Linked DNA regions of Homo sapiens: region 2 is linked to region 1. Evidence: chromatin contacts called from ENCODE Hi-C data. All regions are on one chromosome and are shown on one strand. The core of a region is the stretch at or near the end of the contact, and the rest is flanking DNA. Distances in the headings are between cores, read along the strand shown.

Region 1 (5,264 bases), core at 2,192-4,691:
CCTTTCAGAATGTATCTTTAAAAGAAAAACAAGTGTAACCAATGAACCAGAACTGAGTGAAGACACACAGCTCTCCTTGTTTTTCCATGGGATGAAGCCTTCCAGAACTTCCCGAGGCACTGAGCTAAAAACATGCTTCCAAAGTCTTTCTAACCATTTAGAGTGGGCTTTGTGTCCAGCATCACACTAAGCCCTGCACACACACCACCTCGCTTAATTCAGTCCTCATAGCCACCTCTGATGCTTACTGTCAGCATCCCCATTTCACAGCTGGGTGACCTGAGTCCCTGAGAGATTAAACCACTTGCCCAAAAAGTGGCAAAGCCAGGACAACATCACAGACCCTCTAAATACTCATCCAGTGTTCCTTCTATAAGAACCTAGATGCCTTCCAGCCTACAAAGATTTATATCTGTTGACATTTATGGGCTTAGAGTTTCTGTAGTTACAGTAAATCCCATGTAGCTTACCAAATCAGAAACTACACATATATCTCTGGTGAAAGTAAAACTGCCGCATGGCAGGCAACTGGATCTCACAAAACTGTACTGATGATGAAAATTTTTGATTTCCTAAGGCTGGAGAAAAAAGTCTCAGTACCAGTCAGAGAAAAGCCAAAGATAGTGCCATAGGCCTCAGCACTTCAGAGAAATAACAGTGTTGGGAAGTGCACTGAGAGAGCATTGTGACCAGGGACTGAGCCCAGTTCTAGGGAAAATATACACTGGTATATATCTCAAATAACACTGTTCCATAATTTTCTACATTGCCTATCCCCATGGCCCCCAATTAACAGTGAGAGCCCCTCATAGGTGTGGGAGACTTCAGGTCAGTTGAAGAAAATCTGAGTATGGATCAGGAAGCCTGGAGGCTTTCATGTTGGCTTGGCCTTAGAAGAAACATCTCTGCAGGAAGAAAAACCAGGCTCCTAACACATGTCCTGTTTACTTGGTAGGAATCAGGTGAGAAAGAGATGACACCAGGGATGTGAACACACTTTAGGAAAGACAGTGTTCTCCTCTCACAAGACCACATCATGGGATGTCGATTAGCATGCCTAAGGTAGGAATCAGGCTGGGAGCTCAGTATACCCTTCTAATAATAATAGCTAAATTTAATGCACACCTATTATGTAGATTACCTCATCTGATATTCACAAGAGCAAAGTGCCATTGCTGGTCCTATTTTCAGACAGAGACTCTCAGGCTTAGAGAGGTTATGTAACTGCCTCAACATCCTCTTACTAATTCAGGCAGAGCTGGGCTTTGCACCTGGCTGTCTGGCCCCAGGGGTCATGGTCTTAACCACTATCCCATACTTCCCCTATCCCCTGCCTCCACCGCCTCAAGTTGGGTGGTCTCAGAAAAACAGAGGTTTCTTGGCCCAGCATCTAAGCCTTTCTCTTTCACCAGAATTTGCTTCTGGCTGGATTGCCTGTTTGACTCCCTCAGGTCCCTCAGAGGGCTTCACCCTGCACTTGGTCCTCTTCTCTGAATGTGACCCTCCTTCCTGTTGCTGGGTACTTACTGCAATACCAGGTGCCTTATACCTATGGCGTGTTTTGTCTGTTTGTTGAGAAAGGGTCTCACTTTGTCGGCCAGGCTGGAGTGGCTGGGGTGCGATCTCAGCTCACTGCAACCTCTGCCTCCAGGGTTCAAGCAATTCTCGTGCCTCAGCCTCCTGAGTAGCTGGGATTACAGGTGCTTGCCACCACACTCAGCTAATTTTTGTATTTTCAGTAAAGACAAGGTTTCACCTTCTTGGCCAGGCTGGTCTCAAACTCCTGACCTCAAGTGATCTGCCCCCCTTGGCCTCCCAAAGTGCTGGGATTACAGGTGTGAGCCGCTGTGCCCAGCAGCATGTTTATTTTTAAAATTTTTTAATTTTAAAATTTTTAATTTTTGTGGGCACATAGTGTGTGCATACACATACACACACACACACACACACACACACACACACACACACACACACACATATATATGGAGTAAATGAGATGTTTTGATAGAGGCATACAATGCATAAAAATCACATCATGGAAGATGGGGATCCATGTCCTCAAGCATTTATCCTTTGTGTTATAAACAATCCAATCATACTCTTTTAGTTGTTTTAATACCTACTCTTTTGTTTAACCTGCAACCCCACGAGAAGAGGTTATTATTTCTTTTTACACATGAATAAACTTGCCTAAGATCACACAGCTAATATGAGGGGAGGCTGGAATTTGAACCCTGTCTGCCTGACCCCAGAGCCCACCCCATTAGCTTCTCTGCTATGACCCCTCCTGAGCAAGGCCCTTGACACCCCAAGGTGAGCCATGAGCAGGCCTAACCTCCTCTGCCCTCTGGTCCTGCTCTGCCAAAGACAGTGTGCATGCACCTAGAGCAGGAGGAGAAATCAATATTTCTAAAGGGGACCATTTCCACAGGAGCCCACCAATATCAAACAGAAGTGTTTGAATGTACTGACTGACACTTAATTAGGCAGTAATATTTATTTCTACAAATAGAGAAAGAAAAGCCTCCCACAGGCTTCCTAAGCAATTTTCAATAGTCAGTCAACTGAACTCCCCCAGAATTTCCCTAATAGAGGAAACCACAAATCATCACCATGCCCCACAGTTCCCTTTCCATGTCAGCCCCCAGAATACCTGCTTACCTACTCATCTTGGATAAGTGCATCTGCTCAGCCTGCTCGGTAGTGACTTGAAAGGGTGACAAAAGTGGAAGAAAGAGTGGCTCAGACAGGAGATAAGATGGCTGCTTGCCTGTTAACTGTGTCTTTTAATTTGTCCTTTGGCAACATGGAAGGTAAGCGTATCAATGTTTCAAAAATGAAGCTGAGGTTAAAAAGTTCTCTACCAGGGAAGTTGGATAAAAGTAACTTCAAAGCAATGGTCTCTACATTTGGGAATTGCAATTTCCCTTTCAGATAAAAACCCTCCGCTCCTTTATGTTCCTTTGAGTCAAGTATTTCTCACTTATTTTATTTTTTGGAAAAAGTTTCAGACTGCAACAAAAGGAGGATGCGTTCAATGCTTAGATTTTGTTCAAATAGATACTAATTAACATGACCAGTCTTTATGAACAAAAAGGCAATTGTGAGGATTTCTTTACATTTAAAAAACGATTATGAATCTTCCCAAATTTGCCAGCAGTGGTTATTAGCCTCATTTTTTAAAATGAGAAATAAATTGGAGAATTTTGCTACATGTACGGGCATTGTAGTGAAGTGTCTCAGAGGGCCTGGAACCAGTCAAACCCCATCTCTGACATATGCTAACATTATGGCTTTGGGCGAGTTACTGTAAGTGACACGGGTTTTGTTTCCCTATCTGTAAAATGGGGCATAATAAAGGAAATGTGTCATACTATCACACAGCCTGACACATGGTAATTCCCCTGTGAATGTTAGTTATTCTTGGGTACAAAGTATCAGTCTGATCTCCAGGCCCCAAGGACAAAAATGATGCCTCTTCCATCTTCACATCCCCTCTCTGATGAACACACCCGCCCTGCTTGGCTATTTGATCACTCACAGTGGCCTAAGAGGAATATTCGCCCATGCTAAAATTTCTCCTGAGAGCTGATTTTCTTTTCAGCTAACTACTCTGTCAGGAGGAACTGAGAAACAAAACCCTCCTACACACTGGACACAGCACTGACAACCTTAAAGAAAATACAAGCAAATAAATATAAACACACATGACAAATATTGGACAGGACATATGCTGTATAAATATAGCAATGCGCTTTGCATTCCTGAATACACCCTGCTAGCTCTCTGGAGACCAATTTACGAATAAGGCTTTCCACCAGCATTTCTGGCTGAGCGCTGGGGAGTTAGATTAAGTGTTGAGAATGCCTGCTTTAAGCACATCCTGAGCCTCCACACCAGCCCAAGGCACTGTATTGATCCTCTTTCTTACCATGGACTTTGCCTGAATAAACCAGCTCAGGTTTCAGTGAGAACATTTTAACTGCAGAAAGCTAACCTATAAGCTGAGACCAAGCAAAAGTAAATAAATAAATAAATACATACATACATACATACATACATACAAGAAGAAGTTGTGAAAGGAAAGGAACAGACATTGAAAAACTGCTTTGGTGTAAGGAAATATCACAAGGTCTTATTATGGAACACTGCACTAACCAAGCTCAAAAGGTGTTGAACACATTATTCAACACCATCCCAAAGGCACCTGGCATTTAGACAACAGAATCAGGGAGAGGAAAAGTACGTCTTTACAAGCAGAGGCCCCCAAGGCGGACCCTGTCACCCAGAGCAGCAGTGAGTCCCTTACAGGCAGCGTTTTGCCATCCTCCGCGCACACACACATGATGACTTCCACATTCCTCTGTGTGGTCTTGTTGTACTTGTCAAAGTCACCTTGTAAGAGAGTAATGTAGATGTCGTTCCTGACATCCCCTGAGGCAGAGGGAGAGAGAGACAAGAGTTAGTGTGGATTACAGCAGGAGAGACGCTGACTAACTAGAGGGGATGGAGGGTGAGAAGAAGCTCTCCCACCTGGATTGGTATTAATTAAAATCAGAATTGCTTAGAGAAAGCATTTTTCCCTCATCAGGGAGGCTGGAGAAGTAGGTAACACGGGGATGAAGGGATGCTAGGAAATCAGTTGCAAAAAGGGAAGTAGGGACACTCAAAATTGGCCATGTTTTTCTCGACATTAAAAGTCATTTAATTTTCATCCTCTAGTGACACCTTCTGGGAAGGCAAAGGAAAGCTCCAATTGAATTGATCCTGTCCCATGAAAACAACCAAACATATACATCTGCCGATATTTCACTGTGTAGGAGCAGAATAGAGCAACTTTCCATGTGTCCTAGGGACACAGGGTTAGGAGGGAGCTGCAGAGGATCTTCAGGAAGGGAGGTAAGAAAAATAGAAAATCTGCCAGACACAGGTAGCTCATGCCTGTAATCCCAGCACTTTGGGAGGCCAAAGCGGGCAGATCGCCTGAGCTCAGGAGTTCAAAACCAGCCTGGGAAACATGGCAAAACCCTGTCTGTATCAAAAAATACAAAAAAATTAGCCGAGTGTGGTGGCACATGCCTGTGGTCCCAACTGCTCAGGAGGCTGAGGTAGGAGGATTGCTTGAGCCTGGGAGGCAGAGGCTGCAGTGAGCTGAGGTCAAACCACTGTACTCTGCACTCCAGCCTAAGTAACAGAGCTAAACCCCATCTCAAAAAAACAAAAAGAAAAAAAAAAAGGAATAGAAAATCCTACAAGGGGTTACA
Region 2 (4,992 bases), core at 1,142-3,641, 130 kb before region 1:
CAAAATATCAAGAAGCCTGAATACTTTTGAACCAGGTTGTTGTTGTTCAGCTTGTTCCCTGGTTTACCAGTTAAATGAAACTTTGATGTGCTCAGTGTCTAATTGCATAGGATAATATTTTTAATAATTTGAGAAATCTACTTTTACACAAATGATGCTACTTACAGTTTTGATATGAAATTTTATTTTTATCAAAGTTATAAGTGTATATAGTTCAAAAAATTCTTCAAGCTTCATTTAAAAACAAAACAAGCTGGGCACAGTGGCTCATGCCTATAACCCCAGCACTTTGGGAGACCCAGGCGGGAAGATTGCATGAGCCCATGAGTTCAAGATCAGCCTGGGCAACAGGGCGAAATCCCATCTCTACTAAAAATATCAAAAATTAGCCTGGCATGGTGGTGCACACTTGTAGTCCCAGCTATCGGGGAGGCTGAGGCAGGCTTGAGCCCAGAAAGTTGAGGTTGCAGTGAGCTGTGATTATACCACTGCACTCCAGCCTGGGCAACAGGGAGTGAGACCCTGTCTCAAAAAAGAAAAAAAAAAATCCAAACCCCCAAACAAACGAAATACAGCAGTCTCTCATGATCCCCTTGCCAGAGGAACTTTTGTACCTCTTTAAGCTGTTGTAATTGTTATTTTGGCATTTATGAACATGATGCCAATAATATGCTTTGGTACTTCTTTTTTAAACATTTCTTTTCACTTTTGGCATTGTCTATTAACTGTCCACCATAGAAAACAAGCATTTTGGCCAGGCCCGCTGACTCATGCCTGTAATCCCAGCACTTTGGGAGGCTGAGGCGGGCAGATCATCTGAGCTCAGGAGTTCGAGACCAGCCTGGCCAACATGGTGAAACCCCGTCTCTACTAAAAATATAAAAATTAGCCAGGCATGATGGCGCATGCCTGTAGTCCCAGCTACTTGGAAGGCTGAGGCAGGAGAATAGGTAGATCCCAGGAGGCAGAGGTTGCAGTGAGTCGAGATTGCACTATTGCACTCCAGCCTAGGCAACAGAGCAGTCTCAAAAAAAAAAAAAAAAAAACCAGGCATTTCACTCTTTCCTCCCACTGTCCCATGAGGCACATGCATCCTTCCCATTTCTCCTCCCTCCCATACACTTACGGTATAATTTTGCTTTGATCAATATTTATTACTTAAAATATTTTGAATATGCAAATGCCATTCTCATCCAAGTTGTAAACTATGATGGATTCCCATTTCTTGCACACTCCTCATTTCATGCCACCCCCCCACCAAAAAAAAAGCAATTTGGAAAAATCCAAGATTCCTTTTCATTCTCTGAATGTTTAGTTTTTTTAAGTACTATCTCCCAATTTACAATGGTCTCTTCTGCTATTTTTCTAAGTTCTCTCTGCCTCTTTTCTAAAGTTTGCTTTGCCTCACAGAGTCTGTGTCCTCCAAGTAGATTTGCTTCTGTTTGCTTGTTTTCACTCTCTCTTCTATGTGAGCATTGTTCCTTAGTTCTCTTTAATCCTTGGGGCTATGTTCTCATTTCATTGTGTGTGATGCTAAGGTGATCACCGACTGAGCATGTGAGTAGGGCTTGTGGTCTGTGAGCTTATTGCAGGGTGATCTGGTTGGGACATTTAGCTGGAGAGCACTGACTGAACATGTGAGTAGGACTTGTGGTCTGTGAGCTTACTACAGGGTGATCTGGTTGGGACATTTAGCTGGAGAGCACTGACTGAGCATGTGAGTAGGGCTTGTGGTCTGTGAGCTTACTGCAGGGTGACCTGGTTGGGACATTTAGCTGGAGAGCACTGACTGAGCATGTGAGTAGGACTTGTGGTCTGTGAGCTTACTACAGGGTGATCTGGTTGGGACATTTAGCTGGAGAGCACTGACTGAGCATGTGAGTAGGGCTTGTGGTCTGTGAGCTTACTGCAGGGTGACCTGGTTGGGACATTTAGCTGGAGAGCACTGACTGAGCATGTGAGTAGGACTTGTGGTCTGTGAGCTTACTACAGGGTGATCTGGTTGGGACATTTAGCTGGAGAGCACTGACTGAGCATGTGAGTAGGACTTGTGGTCTGTGAGCTTACTGCAGGGTGACCTGGTTGGGACATTTAGCTGGAGAGCACTGACTGAGCATGTGAGTAGGGCTTGTGGTCTGTGAGCTTACTGCAGGGTGACCTGGTTGGGACATTTAGCTGGAGAGCACTGACTGAGCATGTGAGTAGGACTTGTGGTCTGTGAGCTTATTGCAGGGTGATCTGGTTGGGACATTTAGCTGGAGAGCACTGACTGAGCATGTGAGTAGGGCTTGTGGTCTGTGAGCTTACTGCAGGGTGACCTGGTTGGGACATTTAGCTGGAGAGCACTGACTGAGCATGTGAGTAGGGCTTGTGGCCTGTGAGCTTACTGCAGGGTAATCTGGTTGGGACATTTAGTTGGAGAGATGCCAATATCAATATATGCAAGTCTTTCTTCTTGGACTGCTAGGATTTCACAAATAAGAATTGTCTGATCCCTGCATGATGTGTGAAGGCCTGGCCACCAGTGCGCTAGGAGATGAACGGGAGGAAAGTGCTGGAGGTTTTAGCCTCCAGGATGCACACTTTGATTGAAACCTGCTTTTGAGTAAGGTATCACTGCCCACACTTTCGTCTGGCATCTCCTAGGCCAGATGTCTTCTGTTTTTTTCTTCTTTATTGAATACACCTTCAATAACTCAGCCCCATGGAGTCAGACTGCTTCTGGAACAGGCTCTCAGCTGATCCTCCTTATTTGAGCTCCTTCCTTTCCTTCACCCTGACTTGCAGGGGCACCTGGTACTACCATTTCCGGAAACTTTGTTTTAGATTGGATGAGTCCTCAGGGTCCTCCACTGCTGGCTTATGAAATACTTTTCTCAGGTCTGCTATGTCATGTACTAACTTTCCGTATGATTCCTACCTTTCTTTCAAAGAAATTCTATTTTTTCAGGAGGTTTTCAAGAGGGAGGAAAAATATGTACCTATTTTAATTTACCATCTTTACAGGGAATTCTGCCCTAAACTTTTCATGTTTGAATATTTAGAAGTGAGGTGATTTTGTTAAATATATTAAACATATACCTGATAGTGATACACTTTTAAAAATATGATTGTGTCATGTAAATGTCTAAGGTTTCAAAAATAGTGACAGTGCAATCCATTTTACAGAAAGAAAAACTTCAGCTTTAGGATGGGGTTTGCACAAGGTAATATGACCAGTGTTGTGTGACAGGAAATGTCATCAGAGCTAGAATGAAGGACCTATTCTGCTGAACATTGAGGGGGCCACTGCTTCCTCCAGTCCAGCACACAGGCAGCCTTGGCCCTGTGTTTATGCCAAGGACAATCTCACCTCCTCTGCCTGCTTTGTCTTTAGGCCTTTTCAGTGCTAAGATGAAGATCACAAGGTCACAGCTACAGAGTGAAATCCAAAGGCCTACATTTTTTTTTTAAGCAAAAGAGAAAGAATGTATATTCTTACAGTGAAAACAGCAGCAATCTATGGCTGCTACTGTTTTGTCCATTCTGTGTTCTATGGAAGAGGTCTTTTCCATTTCTTTCTTATCTTGAAACTACCACAAACACCTAGAAAGAAAATATCTAACTTTGAAAAATAGTAACAGATATCATCTACAGTACAGTCACCCTCTCTCTCTCTGGCCCTTAGAGGGAATGTGATTTTTGCATGAGTTCTAGGTTTAGTGCTGTCTTCTTTCTTCCTGTTTGAACTGGTTTCCATCCTGAAAGATTTTACTGCATTGACATCTCATTGCGTGAAGCAAGCTTCAGAGGCAGCCAGGGACAGAGACAGCTCAGCGAAGGGGAGGCAGGGTAAACAAGGCAGGGTGGGTGGCACTGCTCTATCCCATCATCTCTGCTTCTCCCCACCCACTGGGTGAGTGTCCCCACCCCATGTGCCAGGCGGGACTTGGGCAATGCTTTCATGTTGTCACACATGTCTTGCACTTTGTATTAGCCTTCACTAGAAGACAAGGGTTGGAGTTGGTGGCAGAAGGATGCAATAAAAAGGAAAAGAAGATGTGGGTTCTAATTCTGACACTGCTGTTAACACAAGTTTCAAGGTCTTATTATATGCCAGCAACTGTGCATATAGACTTGACATAATCTCATTTAACTGTTTATAAAACTCCACTGAAATCCCAGATACACAACACACGAATTAGAGAGATTTAGTAACTTGCCCAAGAATGTTCCATTCACAGATGGCCCAACCTGAACCTAAGCTCATTTCTGCCTAATTGCATGCTCCTTCCATGATCAGAAGTGTGGTGTCGATGGCACAACGGAATGGTGCTTTAGGCCCTCTCCAACTTCTCTGGCAACTTCTTTCAATATTATGAAAAACTCTCTGCAAAAGTCTCTCCTTGCACAGAGACTAATGAAGTTGCCATTAACTATTCTCTTTCCTTGTTGGTCATTGACCTTGACACATCTTGCCCCTCTGAGCCTCAAGTTTCTTCATCTGTATTTTGGATGCATTGGCATCCACAATATCAGAATTGTTTTGAGGAACCATAGCTAATTCCAACACTGAGAGCTAATATCTTTTGAGTTTTTAATATGTGGCATGTACTTTTCTAAGTATTTTACAGACATTAACTTAAGGAATCCTGCAAGCACATATAAAATGGGAGAAAGACTTCTACAATTCCAGATTTAGAGATGAGTGAAGTGCTTGGCTGTGGTCTGCTAATCCAAGTTCCAGCCCAGGCCTGCCTGACTCAAGTCCAGGCTTGTGACTGCCTCTGCCTCCACCTCTTTGGATCACATAAATGAATGGATGTGGCAGCACTTTGCAGATGGTAAATCATTCTGTAAATCTGTCCAAAGAACATCATAAGACAAACAGTTGTGTGCACAGCTGCTTGTAGCATATTGCATTGTTTATAATACCTAAACGCAGCAAGCAAGATAAATGTGGTCAAATCAGGAATCCTATTATGTACATGACAGTTTATTCACACAATGGAG

The links. Hi-C counts contacts between places; a loop is a spot of excess contacts on that map. Pooled maps may share reads with other maps.
Region 2: a loop to region 1 is called in a map of GM12878, with 2.5 times the contacts of the local background. The contact joins two enhancer-like sites. A Hi-C loop is called at or near these places in 5 of 168 maps with a recorded cell type or tissue (Caco-2, Calu3, GM12878 and 2 more), 15 of 37 single-sample maps with no recorded cell type and 8 of 50 pooled maps.

What each region holds. Positions count from the first base shown.
Region 1 is chr5:169,701,473-169,706,736 of GRCh38, reverse strand. It overlaps DOCK2 (dedicator of cytokinesis 2), which reads right to left. Exons shown (of 52, transcript NM_004946.3): 14 at 4,310-4,434. Among named protein-coding and RNA genes, the nearest start is that of DOCK2, 67 kb to the right of the region's middle. RefSeq lists enhancers at 3,305-3,714, 3,775-3,824. Within about 2 kb of position 3,441, at least 2 of the 41 ENCODE cell types and tissues checked have a DNase peak (open chromatin) inside an H3K27ac peak, as active enhancers do; they include GM12878, where a contact is called at or near this core.
Region 2 is chr5:169,831,315-169,836,306 of GRCh38, reverse strand. The region is part of intron 26 of DOCK2 (dedicator of cytokinesis 2); the gene reads right to left. Among named protein-coding and RNA genes, the nearest start is that of INSYN2B, 150 kb to the left of the region's middle. RefSeq lists an enhancer at 1,366-1,535. Within about 2 kb of position 2,391, at least 2 of the 41 ENCODE cell types and tissues checked have a DNase peak (open chromatin) inside an H3K27ac peak, as active enhancers do; they include GM12878, where a contact is called at or near this core.